3 separate regions of the Homo sapiens genome follow, and all the other regions are linked to region 3. Evidence: chromatin contacts called from ENCODE Hi-C or POLR2A ChIA-PET data. All regions are on one chromosome and are shown on one strand. Each heading gives the region's core, a stretch centred on a gene start or an enhancer-like site at or near the end of the contact. The rest is flanking DNA. Distances are from core to core; before and after follow the strand shown. Region 1 has its middle 24 kb from the start of TLR10. Region 2 holds the start of UGDH (UDP-glucose 6-dehydrogenase). Region 3 holds the start of TMEM156 (transmembrane protein 156).

Region 1 (4,433 bases), core at 1,934-4,433, 270 kb before region 3:
GAGGCAGAGCCACCCTGGTTGAACAATAGAACTGTGAATTAGAAAAATACAATTTTGTTGCTTAACTACTGAGATTTATCTGCAATACTATCCTAGTAATAACTGACTAGTACATTAACTTATTCAAAATAGGTTTTTTTTTTTTTTTGGAGAGGAAAGGACATCGGGGCTCATAAAATCAATAAGAGGGTAGAGGCTTCGAAATAGGCAGGAGCCAGGATATTTCTCGGGGATGGATTCCAGGACCACCAGCAAGTGTAAAAAGCAGGCTCTCATAAAGCCAGGGCACAACTGCTGGGATGAAATAGAATTATTTTCTGCTCCTTTGATCCTCTGGTCAAGATCCAAGTACTAGGAAGAGAGTATGTAATTGTCCTAGCTTGGACTGCCTCCACCCACGAACTAGACAGTACAGGTATCTGGGTCACTATCTATCAGGCAATATCCCCTGGGAAGAAAGAAGGCCTCGAAGGAAATGATGAGCCGGGCACGGTAGCTCACGCCTGTAATCTTAGCAATTTGGGAGGCCAAGGTGGGTGGATCACTTGAGGTCAGGAGTTCGAGACCAGCCTGGCCAACATGGTGAAATCCGTCTCTACTAAAAATACAAAAATTAGTCAGGTGTAGTGACGCACATCTGTAATCCCAGCACTTTGGAAGGTTGAGGCTGGCGGATCACTTGAGGTCAGGAGTTTGGGACCAGCCTGGCCAACATGGTGAAACCCCATCTCTACTAAAAATACAAAAATTAGCCAGACATGGTGGCACACGCCTGTAATCCCAGCTACTTGGGAGCCTTAGGCAGGAGAATCATTTGAACTCGTGAGACAGAGGCTGCAGTGAGCCGAGATCATGCCACTGCACTCCAGCCTGGGTGACAGAGTGAGACTCCGTCCCCACTGCCAAAAAAAAAAAAAAGGAAGTGGTGTACTTTTCAGAAGAAGAGATTGACATTGGGCAGAGCCAGAAACAAGAAATGGCCAAGACACATGCTGACCAATGTACTTTTACACTGAGGGTTCCCAGCTTGTGGGCTAAGAATACCTTGGAGAGCTTTGGAGCTGTTGCAAGAGACCCTAAGTCTATCTATGCCACAACTATGGTCTGAGGCTTGGTAGATAACATAATTTATATCCCTATACTACCCTTCCCTGAAGATATATAGACGCTATTGGATGTTATTGGCTTAATTCAATGCAAATTCATTTTCAAGAGTTACTAGATTCATAGTAATAGTATCTTCTTAGGGTAGACTTTCCTAACCAAAAAATACTACAAACAAAATGACTGCCACACGGGAATCTGCAAAATAGAGATCACTATTTTGATCTCACTAAATTGTTCTAAGGTTCAAATGACTAAGTACTTGGAGTACTTAGTGCTTGGGACACAGTAAATATGCAGTAAATACCAACCACTAGCCTTCTGATGATGCCATTTTGTCCCATGAGGGCCTGCAGGAGAGAACTCTGCCAGCATGTGCACTGACCTGGTCACCTCAGTAGCTATATTTCTCACAGTGAACTCACGCTCGGTCTTGAGAGAAGGCCCTCCAACTCTGTGGCTCACCGGCACTGTCTTCCTGTGTCTGGGTAGGACCTAAACATGCACTCCTGGTGACTTAACTCAGGTGCTGCTTCCCAAGGAAGGTCACCTTAGCCACTAGGTGGCCTCCCTCCAAGTCTGTTTGTTGGTTAGGAAAATCTACACTAAGAAGAAACTATTGCTATGAGTCTAGTAACTCTTGAAAATGAATTTGCATTGAATTAAATCTAATAACAGCCAATAACATCTATATATATTCAGGGAAGGCTAGTATAGAGATATAAATTATGTTATCTACCAAGCCTCAGACCACGATTGTGGCATAGATAGACTTAGGGCCTCTTGCAACAGCTCCAAAGCTCTCCCTCCAAGTCTTCTCTAAGGCCAGCATTCTTCTTGTCCTATGGGCAACACATAGTCTAGACAGAGGGTAAGGGACATCAACAGAGTAACAACAAGCAGGTTGGTTGGTATTCGATTTTGCTTTGGAGACGAAGATGGCTTTACCTTACAATAAGCAGTCAGGTAGAGCTGGGGGTCATTTTGAGGGGGAAAATAACCCAAACAGAACTGTGTTTTAGGAGAATTAACCTTCCTAGGGTGTATAGGTTGAAGAATGAAAAGGAGATACTGCCCATGGTCTCTTTTTCTCTCTAGTGTAGCTTTTTCAAGCTAGAAGAATAACTATAACAACTTTCTGAAGTCAGTTTCCTCATCTGCAACTTCCCCCACAATCTCCCATCCAAGACCAAGGTAGCCTGATCCCACTAATCATCAGAGACCAGATGAAATCAGGTGTGTTCAGGATTGTACGGTGTGCCATCTATAAAGCACGTGGGGTGTGTTTCTACACTGGGGGTTCCCAGCCTGTGGGCTAAGAATACCGTGGAGAGCTTTGGAGCTGTTGCAAGAGGCCCTAAGTCTATCTATGCCACAACCGTGGTCTGAGGCTTGGTAGATAACATAATTTATATCTCTATACTACTCTTCCCTGAATATATATAGATGTTATTGGCTGTTATTGGATTTAATTCAATGCAAATTCATTTTCAAGAATTACTAGATTCATAGCAATAGTTTCTTCTTAGTGTAGATTTTCCTAACCAACAAATAGTACAAACAAAATGACTGCCACACAGGAGTCTGTAAAATAGAGATCACTATTTTGATCTCACTAAATTGTTCTAAGGTTCAAATGACTAAGTACATGGAGGTGCTTAGAACAGTGCTTGGGACACAGTAAATATGCAGCAAATGCCAACCATTATCATAAAGCAATTCTCATTCCTGAAAGGTGGGGCTCACTCATCTAGATGATCTCTAAAGCCATGCTTTGTGCCTCTGAGCTTTAATGGCTTTCTACATTTTATGAAAAATCTTGTGATGGGGGCAGACATTCTTTGAGATCTGTTGCTGTTGCTGACGCAGAAAGTGCCTTAGCCTATGAGCCATTCTTCTAAGCTTGGATAGAAGGCGTCCTTGGAAGAGGGCCCATATCTCTTCAATTGACAGTGTGGCCCAGAGAGGCCGCAGTCGGAGACCTCTGGGCACTAACACAAGGGCGGTCTGTTTCCTCCAGGGAGGAATGAACTGACTTCTGTTGTGTCCCACGCAGCTCGTCCACTGCAAAGCTCAGCGAAAAATACTAAAGTGACCTCAAGGTGGCACTGCAACCCAAAATTTCACACAAGGGCACACAACCTCAGTTCATTTTGGGGGGTTTTTGTGTTTTTTTGTTAATTTTTGTTTTTTGATCATATCAATTATTTTTATTATCTTTAGAAATAGAAACACAAAACTTAAGAATTTTGTAGAGAATTTGAGTGACTTTAAGAGTGTGTCCTCAGAGTCCAGTTTAAAAAAACAATTCTTCCGACTTTAAAGTCCTGGAGTTGCAGGAAGTATCCTGTCTTCAGGTGAGGGTCTCAGAGGTGATTTATTCCTGAAGTTGGGTATTTGCAAGCTTTTCAAAGCTTTCAGAGCTATCATCATCAGAGGGCCACAAGATGGAGAAGGCACTCCTTGAAATATCCTTTATTTTAGGAAAATAATTTTTCAAAAATTTCAATAGGTTTTGGTGGAACAGATTGTGTTTGGTTACACGCATAAGTTCTTTAGCGGTCGTTTCTGAAATTTTGGTGCCCTCATAACCCAACCAGTGTACGCTGTACCCAATTTGTAGTCTATTATCCCTCACCCCCCCGCTCCCACCCTTTCCCCCGAGGTCCCAAAGTCCATTGTATCATTCTTATGCCTTTGTGGCCTCATAGCTTAGCTCCCATTTATAAGTGAGAACATGCGATGTTTGATTGTCCATTCCTGAGTCACTTCACCTAGAATAATGGTCTCCAATTCCATTCAGGTTGCTGCAAATGCCATTATTTTATTCCTTTTTAAGGCCTTCAGTTTATTTTTTTTAATGATATATGATAGTTTACATATTTATGGAGTACATGTGCTATTTTGTTATATGCATCAAATGTGTAATGATCAAGTCAGGGTATTTGGAGTCTCCATTACCCTGAGTATCATTTCTACGTGCTGGGAACATTTCATGTTCTCTCTTCTAGCTACTTTGAAATATACAATACATTGTTGTTAACTAGAGTCACCCTACTCTGCTATTGAACACCTCCCCCCGTGCAAAAAAAAAAAAAGGATTGTATTGCTCAGTTCATTTTTAAAGCCTTCTTTCTCAAACTTTACTGTGCATAAAATCCAGCCAGGATCTTGCTAAAATGCAGCTTCTGAATCAGTAGGCCTGGGATGGAGCCTGAAATTCTGCATGTCTGACGTCTCTCAGGTGATGCGAACGCTGCAGCCTGGTTTTAGCTGGAATATAGCTTTCAGCAATTCTCTGCTGTTGTTTCTAATTAGGGACAGGAGTG
Region 2 (4,327 bases), core at 945-3,444, 500 kb after region 3:
GTGCAGTGGCACCATGTCGGCTCACTGCAACCTCCGTCTCCTGGGTTCAAGCAATTCTCCTGCCTCAGCCTCCCGAGTAGCTGGGATTACAGGTGCCCACCACCACGCCCAGCTAGTTTTTATATATTTAGTAGAGACGGGGTTTCACCATATTGGTCAGGCTGGTCTCGAACTCCTGACCTCAGGTGATCCATCCACCTTGGCCTCCCAAAGTGCTGGGATTACAGGCGTGAGCCACTGCGCCCAGCCCCATTTTCTTTTCTTTTTCTTTTTTTTTTTTGAGACGTAGTCTCGCTCAGTTGCCCAGGTTGGAGTGCAGTGGCGCAATCTCGGCTCACTGAAAGCTCTGCCTCCCAGGTTCATGCCATTCTCCTGCCTCAGCCTCCCGAGTAGCTGGGACTACAGGCGCCCGCCACTACGCCCGGCTAATTTTTTTTTGTATTTTTAGTAGAGACGGGATTTCACCATGTTAGCCAGGATGGTCTCGATCTCCTGACCTCGTGATCCGCCCGTCTCGGCCTCCCAAAGTGCTGGGATTACAGGCGTGAGCCACCACGCCCGGCCCCCATTTTCTATTTCTACTTTTATGTACCCTCTGGCCCTCTATTCTGCTGTCAGAGACATAGGAGTGTTTCCTTATTAAATGGGTTATTTTGAAATGAGTTTTTACCTCTGTATTTTGGGAGAGTCACAACAAACCAAACCGTTCCAAAACTACTCTTCATGTAAAATTTCATAAATTCAAATAAACATTCCAACCCAGAAGGGGTCACTAACAAATAACAAATGCCCTACTACAATCTAAACGGAATATAATCCTTCTAGCCCCAGCTCTCTACAGCATATTTTGCATAGGTACCCAGGAGCTAACGATGGGCATTATAGTTGGATACATCAGCTTCACACATTTTAATCATTTCCAGAAATTAAACAGTAAAAGATGCCTGACCAGAGAAAAATATTTAATCAGTAAGAAAGCCGGTATTAATTTTATGTCTAAGGGTTATCATGTAAAGCTGTGGAAGTAAACAAGAAGGAAGATGGATTATGCTTATCCAGTTATAGATTTTGTTAGAAAAAGGAGTACAGCAACGGGAGAAGAAATGAGATCTTTTCAATCAGGGTTGTCTACCCCTTACCTTAAACTGGATCCTGGCCACTAATAAGCACATCTCAGAGCAGACAGTCAGCTCTTTCATTTCCAGAACCCCCCTGAAGAAAGACTACTGTTCTCCATTTCTTAAGGGATTTGAAGAAACTCAAAGGCTCACTGTGTCTTTGAGGTCTGTCGATAGACAGCTACTGCTCTGTATGCCCATGAATAGATCCCTACCAGCGAACCCCTCTTTTCTCTATACTAGAATTCCTAACCCTACTAAGTTATCTTCCTATATATTTATAGGACGTATAATTTTTCAAGATCTCACACAAACATGGTCTCCCGAGGCACCCAGGAAAGGCCTTCCCCGACATCAAACAGAGCAATTCTGTGGTGTAGGGGGCCAACAATGGATTCCAGGACATCCCGGACAGATATCACGGCAGTCTTAGTATTTTGCTCTCAAGAGGGCTTTCTGGCTTCGTTTCTCTTTGGTTTCTTAAGAGGGGCGGCATGAGAAAAGCAGGAGCCCCTCAGGTGAGCAGACTCTTAAACACAAACAAAAGACTACGACTCTGCGGCCAAAATGAGGTCCCCAACGAGAGAACCGCTTCCTGTGGTGGGCGTTCGGCTTTGGAGGCGGCAGGGAAATCTCATCCAAGTCAGGAAAGTGGGTAAAGGCAGAAAGAGAAGGGGCTGGAAGACTCACGAGTCTTGAATAAGAAGCCCAGACGACCACATCCCCAGGACAGCAGTTCCAAAATGCGGTTCCCGCCCTAAGCCCCAAAGAGACGAAGGTCGTGAGACGGGAAGCCCGGGACCCAGCGCAGCGAGCGACCGGGAGCAGCGCGCACACCCCAGCCCCGCTCCCTCCACATCCCGCCCAGACCTGGGAGCATCCCGCCCGGGCGGCGGGGCCAGCCTGGGAGCGGCGCTTACCCACTTCCCAGCAGCAAGCGCAGGGACCGCTCCTATCCCGATCGTTCGGACAGCACCTTCCTACGGGCCGCGCCGCCGCAGCTTCTCCACCCGCGCCCCGCTCGATCTGAGCTCCCTCTCGGCGCACGCCCCTCCCTCAGGCTGCCACGCGTTACACTCTGAGTCCCGGGCCTGAGCCCGTATTTAAAGGCTTTTGCCTGCGAAGGCGGAGGCTTCATTCCCCCGCAGCCAGGCCCTCCTGGATTCTGCCCTCAGCTGCTTCCTAGCTCCCCCTCCCGCTACACAAGGCCCAGGGCCAGGTCCCTATTTCCTTCACGGCTCAGGGGCGGGGAGACTGGGGCTGGTCCTGGCTGGGAGGGCCTGCCCCGCCCCTGGCCTAGCTGGGCAAATCCGCTTTGGCCAGCTCAGCGGCTCCGCCCCTACCGCGAGCGGCGCTGGGCGGGGCTGCGTGCGTGGCGTGTCCGCTGGACCAGGGGACGGGGGCGCGCCGCAGGTGTAGGAGCTTTGCGCGCCTACCTGGCGGTCGTGGGTCGAGGAGGGGTCAAGAATTGTTGTCTAGCAGCCCTCTCCCCGCTGCCCTGTCCTGGCCGAGGCAAAGGCCGCGTGCGCTCCGCGTCTGCCAGGCTTTAGGGCTGCGCGGACACTGGGTGGGTGGTGGGCCGAGGCGACCGGAAGGTCCTGGCCGCCTTTCCGGTCTCCTCAGCACCCTGGAGCGCCGCCCTCGGGTTTCGGTCTCCTGGATCTGCGGGTCGGTCTCGGCGGGCGGATTACTCCTCGCCCACAACCTCGAGGCCCCGGGGTCAACCGCGCCCTCCGGGCCGGCAACCCAGGGTTTAGTCAGATTCCTCCTGACCCACCGCTTCTGGGAAAGAGGCGCCTCCCGTCAGGAGGATGCTGAGTTCCTCATGACTGGACCAGTGAGTGTCCACTCCCTGGTCCCTGGCGAGAGAGGCGGGACCCCCACGCCCTCCTGGCGCTCTTTGCAGAGATGTTCCTCAGGCCCAATCCGGGATTTGGGATGTCTGTGCGTGCTGTGGAGCAGAGAGTTTGCAACATGTAAGTGCCGTGCGTGAGGAAGAGTAAAATTAACCTATGGAGCCTGCTCATTTTTAATGTGGAGGGCAGTTCCGTTCCTTTCTTTCGCCGCTTCGAGGTCATTTTAACACTCAAATCTAACATATAAGAAAAAAAGCCAGGCATAATCATGGCCTTTTATTTCCCTCATTAAGGATTACATCAGGTGACATAAGCCATTTTAACATACATCATGAAGAAAGTGATTAGTAATTTATAAAGGCACATTAAAATACCATATAAATTACGGTTTTCTTGATAGGATCATGATGGTGACTTTAAGAAAGTGGTTGAATGTGGATGAAACAGTTTGCTGTGGATTGTAGCACGTGTGGCAGGATATGTAGGCTTGTTGGTTGGTTGTTTTGAGACGGAGTCTCCCTCTTGTCGCCGAGGCTGGAGTGCAGTGGTGCGATCTCGGCTCACCTCAACCTCCTCCTTCCAGATTCAAACGATTCTCCTGCCTCAGCCTCCCGAGTAGCTGGGATTACAGGCGCCCACAACCATGCCCGGCTAATTTTTATATTTTTAATAGAGACCGGGTTTTGCTATGTTGACCAGGCTGGTCTCAAACTCCTGACCTCAGGTGATCCGCCCGTCTCGGCCTCCCAAAGTGCTGGGATTACAGGTGTGAGCCACTGTGCCTGGCCAGTATATGTAGGCTTTCTGCATTCTATGCAGTTCAGTTCATTCATCCAACAAATATTTAATGCCTGTTGTGTGTCAGACGTTATCCTAAAGACTGAAGATGCAAAAGGGATTAAGACTCAATTCCTTTGGCCAGGCACGGTGGTTTACGCCTGTAATCCCAGCACTTTGGGAGGCCATAGCGGGCGGATCACCTGAGGTCAGGAGTTCCAGACCAGCCTGGCCAACATGGTGAAACCCCGGCTCCACTAAAAATACAAAAAGTTAGCCGGGTGAGGCGGTGGGCACCTGTAATCCCAGCTGCTCAGGAGGCTCCCTGTTGCAGTGAGCCGAGATCACACCACTGCCCTGCAGCCTGGGGAACAGAACGAGACACTGTCTCAGAAAAATAACCAAACAAAAAAGACTCATTTCCTTCTTGCAAAGCTCACAGGTTGGGTAGAAGAGATATGTAAACAAGTAATTGCACTAGATATGACAAGTACATCTTTTTGAACATACATAGATTTAAGTTATCTAATACAGTTTGCTTTGTAATAAAAACCACTTATCTTAGTCCCTTCATTT
Region 3 (4,499 bases), core at 156-2,655:
CAACATCAAATAATCACTGAAATATGTCATCAAATATAATTAGCAAAAATATTTTTATCTGGCTATTTAGCATTACATATATGCAACAATAAATATTCATTGCAGCAAATAATCAAATATGAGTTTTTCTCTGATTTTAATCAAATTCATATAAAGACTATTTAATGATAGAATACAGCCTTTTCTTTTCACCTTTTCTTCTTATTAAATGCTAGGGAGCACAATTACCATTTGAACCTCACATTAATAAATTTTCAAGTCCTTTGCTAACATCAAAATAGTTTAAATTTATACCTATTTATTTTCCTAATCTAGGTTTCAGCAATTATATCACAATTTTCTGAAACGTTCACAAAGTTAATTTTGTTCCATTTTTCTCCAGTTACAAATACATACACATACATCTGTTTAAATTTCCACTCACCTTATTTTGATTGTATTTTCAAAATATATAAACGCTTTTTCTTGTCAAAAGGTGACGGTAAGTTATCTGTGTGAAATAGTTGTAGTAAAGGGAATTCTAGCATTTTTAACACAATAAATATCACTTTCTTCATTAAAGAATTCCAAAATGTAAAAAGCATACTTAAAGCTGCTTTGGGCCAGGCACAGTGGCACAAGCCTGTAATCTCAGCATTTTGGGAGGCCGAGGTGGGTGGATCACAAGGTCAGGAGTTCAAGACCAGTTTGGCCAACATGGTGAAACCGTGTCTCTACTAAAAATACAAAAATTAGCCAGGCATGGTGGTGGGCGCCTGTAATCCCAGCTACTCGGAGGCTGAGGCAGGAGAATTGCTTGAATCCGGCAGGCAGAGGTTGCAGTGAGCCAAGATTAGGCCATTGCACTCCAGCCTGAGCGACAGAGACTCCATCTCAAAAAAAAAAAATAAAAAATAAAAAAATAAAAAAAAACTGCTTTGAAGAAAGTGTTTCAAAGAGCAAAATCATGATGCAATTATTGTAATCTCAATGTCTGAAATCTAGACTACAGATTTTAAATATTTTCATTTTTAGGTATGCTATGATAATTAAGTACTATGAATTAGGTTACTGTACTATATAACAGTCAACTAAAATTGCAATCTTGTTTTATTAGTTTTTCAGATCTAGAACTTCAGCCTATGCAGCATGTGTCCAAAAAGAGGATCTTTTCTGTAACCACTAGCTGACACTAATTTTTTTAAATTAAGAAAGGAAAGCTAGATTACAATTATATACTCACCTTTCGGTGTCTTGAAATATTCCGGCAAAATTAAAATGAATGTGATCACTATTGCCACAAATAATTTAAGGAGGGCTGTTTTTGTCATGTCTCTTCACATGACACAAATGTGTTCCCTTGCAGTACATTCATGGTATGTTGCTTCCTGCTTTAAGTTTATCTCTGCAGCACTTTAGGTTAATGCAGTTCACCTCATACTCACTTCCTTTTGAGTAAGACTTAAAAAAAAAAAAAGGTCTTGAACTGAGACTTCACTTTTGAGTCACTTCCCATTAAAAAAAAAAACTACCCCCCAAATAAGCACTTTCAGACCATTTATTTGTCTTTCTAAGCAAGAAAGGTAAATAAATGATCTCAAGAAGCAAGGGGATCTTCTCCCCACCCAATTTATAAATATAAACCCACAGTATACTCACAAAAATAAAACGGTGGGCTGGGCGAAGTGGCTCACATCTGTAATCCCAGCACTTTGGGAGGCCAAGGCAGAAGGATCACTTGAGTTCAGGAGTTTGAGTCCAGACTGGTCAATAGAGCAAGCCCTCCTCTCTACAAAAATAATTTTAATATAGCTAGGTGTGGTGGTGCACTCCTGTAGTCCCAGCTACTCAGGAAGCTGAGGATCACTTGAACCCAGAAATTTGAGACTGCAGTGAGCCATGACAGGCCACTGCACTCCAGCCTGGGTGACAGAGTGAGATCCCTTCTCAAGAGAGAAAGAAATAAAAGGGTGAATGTCAGTCATGTCTAGGTTGCATGCACATGACTCATTCATTTACTTATTAAATGATTGTCGATCCTGTTTGGTGCCAGGTGCTGTGCTGAATTCTGGTGTTCAGAAAATAGTACATCTAGAAGATAGAAACATTTTAACCATTGCCAATTTAAAAGGAAAAAAAAGTATTGTTTAATTTGCATTTGTTTGGTTGACAGTAATTCTAAAGATTTTTAATATTTGCTGGCAATTTGAATTTCTTTTGTTAATTGCATGTTCATGTCTTTTATTGCAGCATTTATATCCTTCCTGTTGATCTATAAGACTTTTTTCTCTATTGGGAATATGAAATCTTTGCATATGTTTTGCAAACATTTTTCCCAGGTTGTCATTTGCCTTTTCATTTTGTATATGGTGGGAGTTTTTCCACCCAACTATTTTGTAACAGAGTATAAAACACGTACCTAAAAGTTTTATGCAGAGAAACACAGTTCTTCATTGTATTTCTAATATTACACGAAATAATGTATAGTTTATCAATTTAATCATTTATTCTTTTGTTTTTGTTTTTTGTTTTTTGAAACGGAGTCTCAATCTGTCTCCAGGCTGGAGTGCAGTGGTGCAATCTTGGCTCACTGCAACCTCTGCCTCCCAGATCCAAGTGATCCTCCTGCCTCAGCCTCCTGAGTAGCTGAGACTACAGGCATGCACCACCACGCCCAGCTAATGTTTTGTATTTTTAGTAGAGACGGGGTTTCACCATGTTAGCCAGGATGGTCTCGATCTATTGACCTCGTGATCTGCCCACCTCAGCCTCCCAAAGTGCTGCAGTTACAGGCGTGAGCCACCAAGCCCGGTCTCATTTATTCTTAAATACAAAGTTTACTTGCAGCCTGATTTTGGCTTCCTGAAATGCACCAAAACTCGGTCATCTCCCTTGAAGTGGCAACATCTGACTCTCTAACATCCTGTTAGGGTTGATGATAATACTAATGGCCCACATCTCCATAGTTTTGTTTTACAATTTCCAAAGCACTTTTACAAATATTAGATTATTTTTTAAAAACACAAATATTAGATTATAAAGGGGATTCTAGGAACTGCTAGAAATGGCTACAAATCTGCAATTACTTACCCACTGCAAGCTTCTCCTTCCTATTTCAATGAAGGAATAAGAGATTAACGAATCTCAAACACAAGAGGTTGTTGCTACTACGCTAGTGTTTAACTTTCCTAAGTCTTATATTTCATATCTGAGATCCAGGTTCTCAAAAATACTTTAATGTGTTTCTATTTCTAATCAAGACCAAACGTCTTAATTAAATAATTATGCATTCTGTGTTAGATACAAATGTTTAAAATTGAGAGGATCTTTTATATCAAGGAGGTGCTCTACCCTAGGAAAGCAAAAGCAATATACTTTTTAGAAAATTATAAATAGCAGCCTTAAAAAGGATAGTTTAAATTTAACTTCTACATATTTATTAATATACGAAATATACGCTTTTATATACTTTATATGAGTAATTTTTTTTCCTAGTTGAAACTGTCCTCTATCCCTTCACTATATTCTGTGGAAAGGTCTTTATTGGATCAACAGCAGCAGCAACAATCGATGGCATTTACTGAACATTTACTATGTGCTACTGCAGTGTTGAATGTTTTGTATGAATTATTTTATCCAATTCCCCAGCAACTCTCTCAGGGAGTTGCTGTTATTCCAATTGGATAGACAAAGAATATGGGGTATAGCGAAGTCAAGTAAGGGCTCAAAAGTCACATAGTTAATAAAGGGTGAAGCTAGGTGTCAAACCTAACTCTCAACCCAACACTCCATTATACCTCCACTGTCAGACTGTGTGGGAACATTTGTCAAGAAGGGCCACTTATAAAATAATAATCATAGCAAACACCAATACAGTTTTTACTATGTGCCTGATGCTGCACTAACCCAGGGTTTCTCACTGGTGGCACTATTGATATTTTGGGACAGGTCATTCTGTGTTGTGCGGGATATCCTGTACATTGTAGGATGTTCAACAGCTGGTTCCAGTAGCAGCCCTCTCCACCCCAGTTTTTATTTTTTTAATTAAAAAAAACAAAATTAAAAGACAGGGTCTCTATCACTTATGCTGGAGTGCACTGGCATGATCACGGCTCACTGTAGCCTCGAACTCCCAGGCCCAAGCAATCCTCCCACCTCAGCCTCCTGAATAGTTGGGACGATAAGCATGTGCCACCGGGCTTGGCTAATTTTAAATTTTTGTAGAGATGGGGCCTCACTATATTACCCAGGCTGGTCTCAAACCCCTGGCCTCAAGCAATCATCCCACCTCAACCTCCCAAAGCGCTGAGATTATAGGCATGAACACCACACCTGGCCTCCCCGCCCCAGTTTTGACAAACAAAAGAAAAAAAATGTTTCCAGATATTGTCAGATGTCCCTGGGGTGACAAAACAGCTCCCAGCTGAGAACCACTGCATGAAACGCTTCACTTATATTAGATCATTTAAAAAATTTTTTTTTATTTCCATAGATTTTTGGGGAACAGGTTATATGAGTAA

What was found. Hi-C counts contacts between places; a loop is a spot of excess contacts on that map. ChIA-PET counts read pairs that join two places held with the same protein, here RNA polymerase II (POLR2A). Pooled maps may share reads with other maps.
Region 1: a map of OCI-LY7 shows a loop between it and region 3 (4-fold over the local background). The contact joins the enhancer-like site here to the promoter of TMEM156 in region 3. A Hi-C loop is called at or near these places in 6 of 168 maps with a recorded cell type or tissue (B cell, GM12878, MCF 10A and 3 more), 34 of 37 single-sample maps with no recorded cell type and 18 of 50 pooled maps. POLR2A ChIA-PET finds 5 or more read pairs at or near these places in 5 of 52 experiments (B cell, GM10248, GM12878 and 2 more).
Region 2: a loop to region 3 is called in a pooled map, with 3 times the contacts of the local background. The contact joins the promoter of UGDH here to the promoter of TMEM156 in region 3. A Hi-C loop is called at or near these places in 1 of 168 maps with a recorded cell type or tissue (CD4-positive, alpha-beta T cell), 2 of 37 single-sample maps with no recorded cell type and 8 of 50 pooled maps. POLR2A ChIA-PET finds 5 or more read pairs at or near these places in 4 of 52 experiments (A549, HepG2, PC-9 and 1 more).

Annotation. Positions count from the first base shown.
Region 1 is chr4:38,756,533-38,760,965 of GRCh38, forward strand. It overlaps the pseudogene RNA5SP158. Among named protein-coding and RNA genes, the nearest start is that of TLR10, 24 kb to the right of the region's middle. RefSeq lists an enhancer at 816-945. Within about 2 kb of position 3,184, at least 9 of the 41 ENCODE cell types and tissues checked have a DNase peak (open chromatin) inside an H3K27ac peak, as active enhancers do; they include B cell and OCI-LY7, where a contact is called at or near this core.
Region 2 is chr4:39,525,245-39,529,571 of GRCh38, forward strand. UGDH (UDP-glucose 6-dehydrogenase) reads right to left here and starts at 2,195. Exons shown (of 12, transcript NM_003359.4): 1 at 2,039-2,195. It overlaps UGDH-AS1 (UGDH antisense RNA 1), which reads left to right and starts at 2,595. Exons shown (of 5, transcript NR_047679.1): 1 at 2,595-3,094. RefSeq lists silencers at 1,910-2,089, 2,340-2,639 and an enhancer at 3,020-3,079.
Region 3 is chr4:39,031,004-39,035,502 of GRCh38, forward strand. It overlaps TMEM156 (transmembrane protein 156), which reads right to left and starts at 1,406. Exons shown (of 7, transcript NM_024943.3): 1 at 1,223-1,406. The coding sequence starts at 1,310.